2 separate regions of the Homo sapiens genome follow, and region 2 is linked to region 1. A link is a contact called in ENCODE Hi-C or POLR2A ChIA-PET data. All regions are on one chromosome and are shown on one strand. Each heading gives the region's core, a stretch centred on a gene start or an enhancer-like site at or near the end of the contact. The rest is flanking DNA. Distances are from core to core; before and after follow the strand shown.

Region 1 (4,959 bases), core at 3-2,502:
AGTTGACACTCAGTATTAACCATCACACTTCTCATCCACAAAAGACGGAATGGATCTGTGACCCATTTGTGAATAAGCCAGGTGAATCCACTTTGTCCACGCTAGAAGAGGATCAACTGCTTGATATTGCAAATGACGGTGGCCTTAAAAGTATGTTTGAGACAACTTCAAATCTCCATACGTTCTCGATTAAAGTCAAGGCGGAACATCCTGAGATTGCCACAAAAGTACTGAAAAGCCTCCTTCCATTTTCAACATCCTATCTTTGTGAGGCAGGATTTTCCACAGTAACAGCAACCAAAATGAGATTACAGAATAGACCGGACATAAGGAACACACCTCGGGTGTCACTGTGTCTCATCACCCCCAGATGGGACCATCTAGTTGCAGGAAAACAAGCTCAGGGCTCCCATTGATTCTACATTATGGTGAGTTGTATAATTCTACATAACTATAATGTAATAATAATAGAAATAAAGTGCAGAATAAATGAAATGTGCTTGAATCCTGTAAGTATACACAGTCATATAATTCATATAAGTATATACAACTTAAAACCTGAGGCTTTTAAGTTGAAGGTAAAAACAGGTAAAACATGTTTTTAAAAAACACACAAAATAGTATTTTGCTGTCAATACATAAAGATACATGTAAATGCAAATAAAAAGAATTCAAAGAATACACACCGCATTGCTAATAGTGGAAAGATACCTCCCAGGCGAAAAGAAATGGGACCAAGTATTTCTTCACTATAACTAAAAAAAAAAAAAGTACAATATATCTGTTGTTTGTGAATTTAACTTTTTAAATGAAAACACTAAAAGGACAAAATGGATTAGTTCTTAATATGCTGATCTGTGGTTATGGATGTTGTCTGGTTTGGAGACGTGGATTTACAAGTCATCAGTACATCGGTAAATTGCCCAGGGGAAGAGGAAGGGGGGGAAGGAGCATTAAATGTTACGAAGGCCATGTAAGGTTATTTTCCGGTTTGCAGCATTACAAGCAGCAGTAGGGTTAAGTAACACAGAAACTGTTACGCTCTTGCATGCAGGGTCCCTAGATACGAAGTTCGAATCGATGGAAACGTAGCTCAAAAGGCGACGCCAACACCCCGGAGAAAACACTGAGCTACTCCAACCACAGTGGCGCGCCAAGTAGGAGGCGGTACCTGAGGACCACGCCTGCGCGCGGGGTTACGCAAGCGCGCAGCCTTTGCGCACGCGCACGAACGCACGGCCGCGCAGCATCTGTCTTGCTGGAAGCTTTTTCCTAGAGGTTGAGCGGTTTGCACAATGTCGGAAATGGCTGAGTTGTCCGAGCTGTATGAAGAGAGCAGTGACCTGCAGATGGATGTGATGCCTGGCGAGGGTGACCTTCCGCAGATGGAGGTAGGCAGCGGGAGCCGGGAGCTATCCCTGCGTCCCTCCCGCAGCGGGGCCCAACAGCTCGAGGAGGAAGGCCCAATGGAGGAGGAGGAGGCCCAGCCAATGGCGGCGCCAGAGGGGAAACGGAGCCTTGCTAACGGGCCCAACGCTGGGGAGCAGCCAGGCCAGGTGGCGGGCGCAGACTTCGAGAGCGAGGACGAGGGCGAGGAATTTGATGACTGGGAGGACGACTACGACTATCCCGAAGAGGAGCAGCTCAGTGGTGCCGGCTACAGAGTATCAGCCGCTCTTGAAGAAGCCGACAAGATGTTTCTGAGAACAAGAGAACCAGCCCTGGATGGCGGGTTTCAGATGCATTATGAGAAGACCCCGTTTGATCAGTTAGCTTTTATCGAAGAGCTTTTTTCACTGATGGTTGTCAATCGTCTGACCGAAGAACTCGGCTGTGATGAGATTATTGATAGAGAGTAGTTAGATGCTGTTAAAAGAGGAGGAAACTACTTGAGGAGGGACCCAACTTTCCGCTATCTTTTGGGTTCATTCCAAATAGTTTTGTGCCATTGAAAAACTTGACCTTCAAAAAAATTTGTTTTTCAGAATAGAACACAATAGGACAGTGACTGCACAGTTGTGAAAAAGGAAGAGAATCATTAAAGAAAAAGAAAAAAGATTTTAAGACCGTTGAAATCAATTATCAAGAACGTCCTAAAACACCTATGGCTTTGACTTTGTTATTGATCCAGATTATTTTCCTTGCATTGGGGAAAATATCTTTCATATTTGTTTGCTGTAAAGATGGTTTTGCAAGAATAAGTCATGACCAAGACAAACTGCCAATACAAAAGCCCACTGATACTAATTATATAATGAGAAAAAAATGTATCCAACTAGGACACATATCTTTTGAGTTATTTGGACTGAAAGCTTAAGAAAACTTGGAAAATTCTATTTTGTGATCTAGTCAAGCCACAGTTATCAAAGGCTACATTTTCAGTGTAAGATAAATGGATGAGTAAACTCAAATATGTATCACGTGTGCTTTGTATCTTAAGATGTGTTTCCAAGAGCATCTGAAATTTTGTTTGTACATGTATCTTGATCATTTATAAAGCCACTGTGATCTATAAATCAAGAAAATCCATTGTCATAACCATTTTTAAAAGTCAAAAATTAAGACATCCTTAATTAAAAAGTTTCAAATCTAGACACTAAATGTGTGTGAATGTACAAAGAAAACAAACCATTGCTTATGCTGTTATATACTAGAGAAATTTTGTTTTGCTTGCTGTTTTAACTTGACAGATGAAGGACTTTAGTTGAACTTCATATTGTAAGAACTGTTAATAAAAGTTGTCAAGTAAAAAGCGCTATATCTAAAAAGACTTTATGAACAGTTATTCTATCAACTTTTAAAGGTTTTAAACCTGCCCAGAAATTACCTTGGTATCTGAAGTTTCCCTCTGTCTCCTCCTCTAATTAAGCTTGTTATTTGTCATGCACCAGCATTGGAGATAATAAAATTTCTTGTTCTGTGTATTTTGTTTGGCTAATAGTATTGCATACATACTTTCTCTGTATACTACTTTCTATTGTATGTGTTAACCAGTATTAAGGGAAAATGATCCAGCTTCAGCTATCTAATTCACAAATTAATTTCTGGAAATTAAACTTTGTAAATTAAGTTTTTGCCTATAAGAATTTGCTGGTCTGGGAAAACCTGCCCTATCAATGAGTATGTTGCCGTGGTTACCTTACTAAGATGCTGAAGTTCTAGGAGAGTAATGATTACATCAGAAGGCTAGGTTCAGCAAAATAAGTGTATCAGCAGGTTTTATCATGATCAGTAAAAATGTTCCAAATGCTTCTGCTCCATTATAGCAGTAAAGAACGAATATCCAATGCAACAGGACAATTCAGAGCCTTATTTATTTTATGGTCATCCTGTCTTTTGGGGAGAGAGATCTGTAAAAGATAGGACTGTGACAAGGCTGATCAGAATTGCTCAGACACTAGCTGGGTTAGGAGGGAGAGATGGTGGAAGTAAAATGTTGGTGCTTAGACTTAATCCTACTGCCTCTTCCACTGCTTTCTCAATTAGCGTGCAGCTACGGTCAGATGAGTGTGGATAGGTAATTAATTGCATGGATGATGTAAATTAGTGTGGGTGGGGGTATGCTAGTGCACAATAAACTGGCTGGTTGTATTTACCTCCAGATCTTTATCTTTACCAGGAAAGTTTATCTTTACTAGGAAAGATAAACTCTTGGAAAAAAAAATCTGAGGTCCACAAACTAGAAGGTTGTGATTCTGTTTTTCTCTGGGACTGAGTAGGGCAAAGAGGTGGGGGTGGGAAACACTATTCCATCTGAAGGCCCATCTTGGGGAGAAAAACCTGGGCTCTGCAATTGACTTGGTTGTTTTTCAGTCTTAAAAATAGGCAGTAAGCTGAGAGACAATGAAAATTGTAAATACTTACTTGTATTTATTGAGGATAGAAAACATTTTAACACCCCTTTTAGGGGTGTAAAATTATTTGTGTTTCTTTTACATGCAGTTGCCACAGACAAACCAGACTACTTGGTTAAAATTTGGGTTCTACTATTTATTAGCTCAGTAACTGGGAAATTAATCTCTCTGGCTCATGTCCTAAACTGAAAATAGGAACAATTGGATGTACCTTACAAATTGTGAGGACTAAATGATGATGTGTGTGAGAGTGTGTGTGTGTGTGTGTGTGTGTGTGTGTGTGTGTGTCTTCATTTAAGGAAGCTAGAGAAAGGAGTTCTGGGGAAATTCTGATTTTGCAAGGTAGGGGATTTAAAGAAGATTTTGAGTACACGGTGTGATTAGGGAGAGTTTTCCAAATTTATCCATACATATTATAAATGTTCGCTTAGATCAGATATCCCATGTTGACTGTCTTCAGGCCACAGATCTATTTTGTTTGGTTCATGCTTATAATTTTAAGAGACCAACATCTCAGTACAGAGACAGCAGCTAAAAATCTAGATTCTTACCTTTTTATTATTATTTTTTTAAAGTAAAAGATCTGGGAGCCTTTGACCTATAGACCTATGTAGCCAACAAACAAACAAAAAAACAAAGCAAAAAAAAAAAAAAACCATCTGATTCACCTTTAGATAAGGAAGATTCTGTTTGCCAAGTCCCTCAGTGTTGTCTCCCCAACACAGAGGCCAGGTAGCACTTGACATTTATCATTGGGCCTGCACCATTGTTTTTTCTTGTGCTTGCACAGCTTGCATTACCTACTTGGCCTCTAAATATCTCAAGTTGCCTCTCCTTGTAGAGACTAAAGGATGTCTCAATTTTTGCCTGTTTTACCTTAACTCTATTACCCTTCTGAATTCAGTACCTGTTAGAGTTGTAGAAATCAGTAAAGAATTAGTGGGAGTGTGAGCAACTGAGACTCTGACTTTGCTTGAGGCCCTAAAATACTATATTAAAGTATGTCAATAAAGTCTGTTGCTTGAATTTTAAAACAAGGAAATACCTATAACTTACCCTTGCAAAAATGTATTCCCATCCTGAAATATGGTAATATTTAAAAATT
Region 2 (5,118 bases), core at 2,535-5,034, 290 kb after region 1:
AATCTCAGCACTTTGGGAGGCCGAGGCAGGTGGATGGCCTCAGTTCAGGAGTTTGAGACCAGCCTGGCCAACATGTTGAAACCCCATCTCTACTAAAAATACAAAAATTAAGTGGCAGGCACCTGTAATCCCAGCTACTCGGGAGGCTGAGGCAGGAGAATCACTTGAACCCGGAAGGCGGAGGTTGCAGTGAGCCGAGATCGCGCCATTGCACTCCAGCCTGGGCAACAAGAGCGAGACTTGGTCTCAACAACAACAACAAAAAAGAAGGAATGTAACATCATTATAAAGAAGACATAAACAAGTATTACATATTATTTACTATAATGAGAAAATATCCAAAATAGGTCACTGAAGTAGATTCTCCCAATTGTGAACAATAGTTTTTATTGTAAGTCAAAATAGGAAATATTTTCCAGAGGTTGCACAAACAGATTAAACCACAGAAATAACATTATTTCAGATAAATGGTCAATCCCTCTGTGGTCTTAGACATTTAGTTTTGGGTAGAGAACATGGAAAACTTCCTGAAGGAAGTGATTTCTAAGCTGAGAAACATCAATAGGCACTAGCCAGGTCTGTAAGTCTCTAACACCCATGCTTTAACTCATATTTTGGATCAAGTTTTTGTATTCTTTCATTTTAGTGTTTGTTTTGTTTTTGTTTAGTTTGCTATAATATTTTATCTGAATGGAGACTAATATCCTTTGAGGAGAAACAATTTCAAGTTTATTAATTAGGTTTCTGTTTAAGACTCCATCATAATATACCATTTATTAGTTTATAATTCAGATTCTAAACCTATTGTAAGAGTGCCTACTTGCAAAAAGCAAAGAACCAGAGGTTCAGGATTTGTGAAAATAAAAATACTGTAAAATATAAATGTTTAAATATTTTCTTTTCTTTTTTTTTGAGATGGAGTTTCGCTCTTGGTTGCCCAGGCTGGAGTGCAGTGGCGTGATTTTGGCTTACTCAATCTCCATCTCCTGGGTTCAAGCGATTCTCCCGCCTCAGCCTCCCAAGCTGCTGGGATTACAGGCGCCCGCCACCACACCTGGCTATATTTTTGTAGTTTTAGTAGAGATGGGGTTTCACCATGTTGGCCAGGCCGTTCTCGAACTCCTGACCTCAGGTGATCTGCCCACCTTGGCCTCCCAAAGTGCTGGGATTATAGGCATGAGCCACTGTGCCCAGCCAAATGTTTAAATGTTTTCACTATTAGATATGTCTAATAAGAACTAAAGGAATATCTTCTTGAAATTGAAAAGGAAATAATATTTTTCTATCCCATAAGGATTGTTGGAAAGGTTTAAAGAGACAATAATATACGCAAAGTGCTTACTTAGCAAGATGCCTAGTATAAGGAAGGTAGTATAAGAAAGTAATGTTTTGTTTTTGGTGTCCATTTGGGGTTCTCTAGTAGTTTGGACAGGTTATTTTAAGAGTAATCCTTTATGAAAATTATAATGTACACATTTTATTTTGGGACAAGGATTCTAATCATTTCAATAATTTATTTTTAAGCACAGTTTACTGGGGTCTCAACAAAAGTCACATATTCAGAAGTAGTATGGCCTCTAGGCTAGGAGTCTAGAGACCTAGGTTTTAGTTCTAGCTCTGTTAATCCTGTTTTACTTTGTGCCAATCATTTCAAAAAAGGATGCTTTACTAATTGCTCTGTAAGGTGCTTTCTAGTCTGCATCGGTTTTGTTGAGACTGCAATAGCAATGTATCCAAGGTCCAAACTAATGATTTGCCATCTGGTTTCATTTAGCAAAGTTAATGTTCGGTCATCAAGTACATATTCAGTAGGAAGTATTCTTTTTCGAAACAGTTTCTACAGTCATTTTTTTTTAACCCTGTATAAAATGAGTTTATTTTGGACTGTTAAAAAAATTCAAAACTTTAAAATTTGTTATTTTTCAACTAATGCAAAAGAATATATTAGAAACATCTGAATAAAAAATGATTCTGGGCTGGGCACGGTGGCTCACACCTTTAATCCCAGAATTTTGGAAGGCCGAGGTGGGCTGATCACCTGAGGTCAGGAGCTCGAGACCAGCCTGCCCAGCATGGTGAAACCCCGTCTTTACTAAAAATACAAAAATTAGCTGGTGTGGTGGCGGCTGCCTGTATTCCCAGCTACTTGGGAGGCTGAGACGGGAGAATCGTTTGAACCTGGGAGGTGGAGGTTGTAGTGAACAGAGATCATGCCATTGCACTCCAGCCTGGGCAACAAAGAGCGAAACTCCATCTAAAAAAAAAAAAAAAGATTCTGTTCTTTTCTGTATTTACTGATGTCCCTAAACATTTTACATTTTTTTTTAAAATTTAGGTTATCTCCCTATTAAAACTATTTACAAGTGACAGTGATGACTCCTGTTACTCAAAATTAAACCAAAATGAACATCAAACTGGGATTTATTGGGGCCCAGAAACAAGAAGATATAATTCATTCATTTGAAAATGATAAAGAGGGACTGAAATAATAGTGAGAAAGCTGCCCTGAGACCAGAGTAACTTTGTTTCTTTGATGTATCATTTACAGTAATAACCCAACGGGGTGCCAAGGGGCTGCCACTCTTTGGCTATGCTTTATTGTCCATTCACACTTTGTCTCCATGTTTCCTTCCCCCTTCCTCCTGTATACATGTATACAGAAGGGGGAAGGAAACATGGAGACAAAGTATGCATATACATATAGAAATTCTGGAGCAGTAACTTACTGATGTATACAACTTATCGAATCTCTCTGAGTTATGCTACTACCCCTAGTGTGTTGGGCATGTTGGCTCAAACTTCCTTAATCAGGAAACTTTGGAATGGGTTTATTGCTAGCTGTCTTTGCTTGGGTTTAATCTCAATATTTCTGAGGTGCAAAGTGCACTAGATTGAGAGTTAATAGATCTGAATTTTAATTCCAGTTTTGTTCCCAATGATCACTGTGACCTCAGGCACATCATTTCACCTTTCGTCGTTCATTCAGTTTATCTTACCTATTCATTAAAAACCAATCTGCCTGCCCCCAGTTGCTTTCTAGTGGTAGTGATGATGGAGGTGGTGAGAGACACAATAAATACATAAGCAAATAGGAGAACTATGAAGGAAGGAAAAGTTAGTGATGTACTAGGGATAGTGTACTTTTGATAGGGCATCTAGGATTTCTCTAGATAAGTGAAAAATGAAGAGGTTTAACTGGATGCTAAGGGGTCTTGCACATTAAAAGGCATGTGTTTCCGTCTTTTCACTACTGTGTTCTAGGAAGGCCCACCAATGCCTCTAACCTGTAAATAAATGCAAATCTATTTAAATCAAGTGATACATCAATTTTATGTTGCTTGATTTGGAAGTAATCCGCAAAGAAGCAATAGCTAAACATTTTAGTGTTGTTTGGGGAGTAGCTGCTGAACAATAAAGACCAAAACCATAACTAAAAAACAAACAAACAAACAAAAAAACGCAGCCCGAGACAGATCAGAAACTAGGTGTATGTAGGGCGCCAGGTTATGACACTGTTCTCTGACATCCACAGGGCGCAAAAAGAAAACCTCACTAGTCAGCTTCGCACGTGCTCTGCGCAGGGGCTCCTGCGAGGCCCTAGTCCCTCCCTGGGAGCTAAGAGCAGGACGGAGGCTGTACCTGACTGCTGCTTGGAGGGAACCCTGGCTGAGTCCAGGGAGGAGGAGCCAGAGGAGGGGCCGATTGGAAGCAGCCACCTCAGCGAAGCTGCAGGATTTCCGCAGGGCGGGAGCTGTTTATCTCCCGGAAGAAAACGGCTCCTGTCACAGAAGTCTCGTGATTGCTCTGGGAGCTTTGCTTAGACACTTGAAACTACAGGAGAAAGAAGGATCTAGCGAAATATGGCTACAGAGAGCCCTGCTACGCGTCGGGTCCAGGTGGCAGAACATCCTAGGTGGGGGAGAGGAGACGCCGGGCTTTGGGATCTGCTGGGTTGGCTACGTGTAGATCGGGTCCACAGCACTTGGCTCCTCCCTTGGGGCGCTGCTTTTGGTCCCGGGGAGCAAGTGGAACCCTTGGGATTCTATAAGGACACGTGGCTGGGCTTGCAAAAAAGATCACGCCGCAAACACATTCTACCTTGACTACTACGAAGGGTTGTATGTTTTTTTCTTCATCCATGCAGATTCTTCTTTTCCTTTTCTTGTTGTAATTAGTGTACTCTTTCTACTGGGCTTCAGCAGAAATGCCCATATCCACACTGAACTCCTCTCTTTGTCTCGCATGCCAGTTGATACTGCTTTTTAAAAGTCTTCTTTCTAAATATTAATTGAAAACAAACACAAAAACCTTCTTGGTGTCTGCATCCTCTTTAAAACAAAACAAAACAAAAACACGAGAATCTCTGAACTGTCACTTAGGGAATTAATTTGCTGGCAGTCCCTAGCTACACAGTAACTAATAGTTTAGTGATGTCTCGGGGAGGATCTTTTCAGTTACAGGTACTTTGTAGAAATACTTCGTTCTGACTAATGGGGCTGAGGTCTCATAAAATGAAGTCTGTCACCTGCTACATTAGCGAAGGGCTTTCCTGACTCTCTGCTTTTGCTGTTTTTCTTTTCTTTTCTTTCTTCCTTCCTTTCTTTTTTCTTTTTCTTTTTCTTTTTTTTTTTTTTTTTGAGACGGAGTTTTGCTCTTGTTGCCCAGGCTGGAGTGCAGTGGCGCCATCTTGGCTCACCGCAACCTCCGCCTCCCAGGTTCAAGCGATTCTCCTGTCTCAGCCTCCTGAGTAGGTGGGATTACAGGCAGGCGTCACCACACCCGGCTAATTTTGTATTTTCATCAGAGATGGGGTTTCTCTATGTTGGTCAGGCTGGTCTCGAGCTCCTGAGCTCAAGTGATCCGCTCACCCTGGCCTCCCAAAGTGCTGGGATTACAGACGTGAGCCATCGCGCCCGGCCCTCTGCCTTTGCTGTTTTCAGTTTTTTTCTGTTAGTTTTTTTCTCTGGCATCAAGTCCTTAAGCTCTTCCTACTTGGTGGTTTATTACCACCGTGTGTCAGTTGATGATATTATACTTTACTACAACTTGAAAATGTTCTTTCATCCTTAAACCAGCAAACAGTGTGTCTTTAGTTACCAGAAAGAAGCATGATTTCTT

The links. Hi-C counts contacts between places; a loop is a spot of excess contacts on that map. ChIA-PET counts read pairs that join two places held with the same protein, here RNA polymerase II (POLR2A). Pooled maps may share reads with other maps.
Region 2: a loop to region 1 is called in a map of CD8-positive, alpha-beta T cell, with 5 times the contacts of the local background. The contact joins the promoter of GALK2 here to the promoter of EID1 in region 1. A Hi-C loop is called at or near these places in 2 of 168 maps with a recorded cell type or tissue (CD8-positive, alpha-beta T cell and naive thymus-derived CD4-positive, alpha-beta T cell) and 11 of 50 pooled maps. POLR2A ChIA-PET finds 5 or more read pairs at or near these places in 17 of 52 experiments (CD4-positive, alpha-beta T cell, CD4-positive, alpha-beta memory T cell, Caco-2 and 11 more).

What each region holds. Positions count from the first base shown.
Region 1 is chr15:48,876,882-48,881,840 of GRCh38, forward strand. EID1 (EP300 interacting inhibitor of differentiation 1) reads left to right here and starts at 1,253. Exons shown (of 1, transcript NM_014335.3): 1 at 1,253-3,292. The coding sequence starts at 1,296. The coding sequence ends at 1,859. The region is part of intron 4 of SHC4 (SHC adaptor protein 4); the gene reads right to left. RefSeq lists enhancers at 828-937, 1,208-1,507.
Region 2 is chr15:49,166,463-49,171,580 of GRCh38, forward strand. It overlaps GALK2 (galactokinase 2), which reads left to right and starts at 3,785. Exons shown (of 10, transcript NM_002044.4): 1 at 3,785-3,913. The coding sequence starts at 3,861. MIR4716 (microRNA 4716) reads right to left here and starts at 2,691; the gene lies at 2,608-2,691. RefSeq lists enhancers at 3,197-4,101, 3,733-3,972.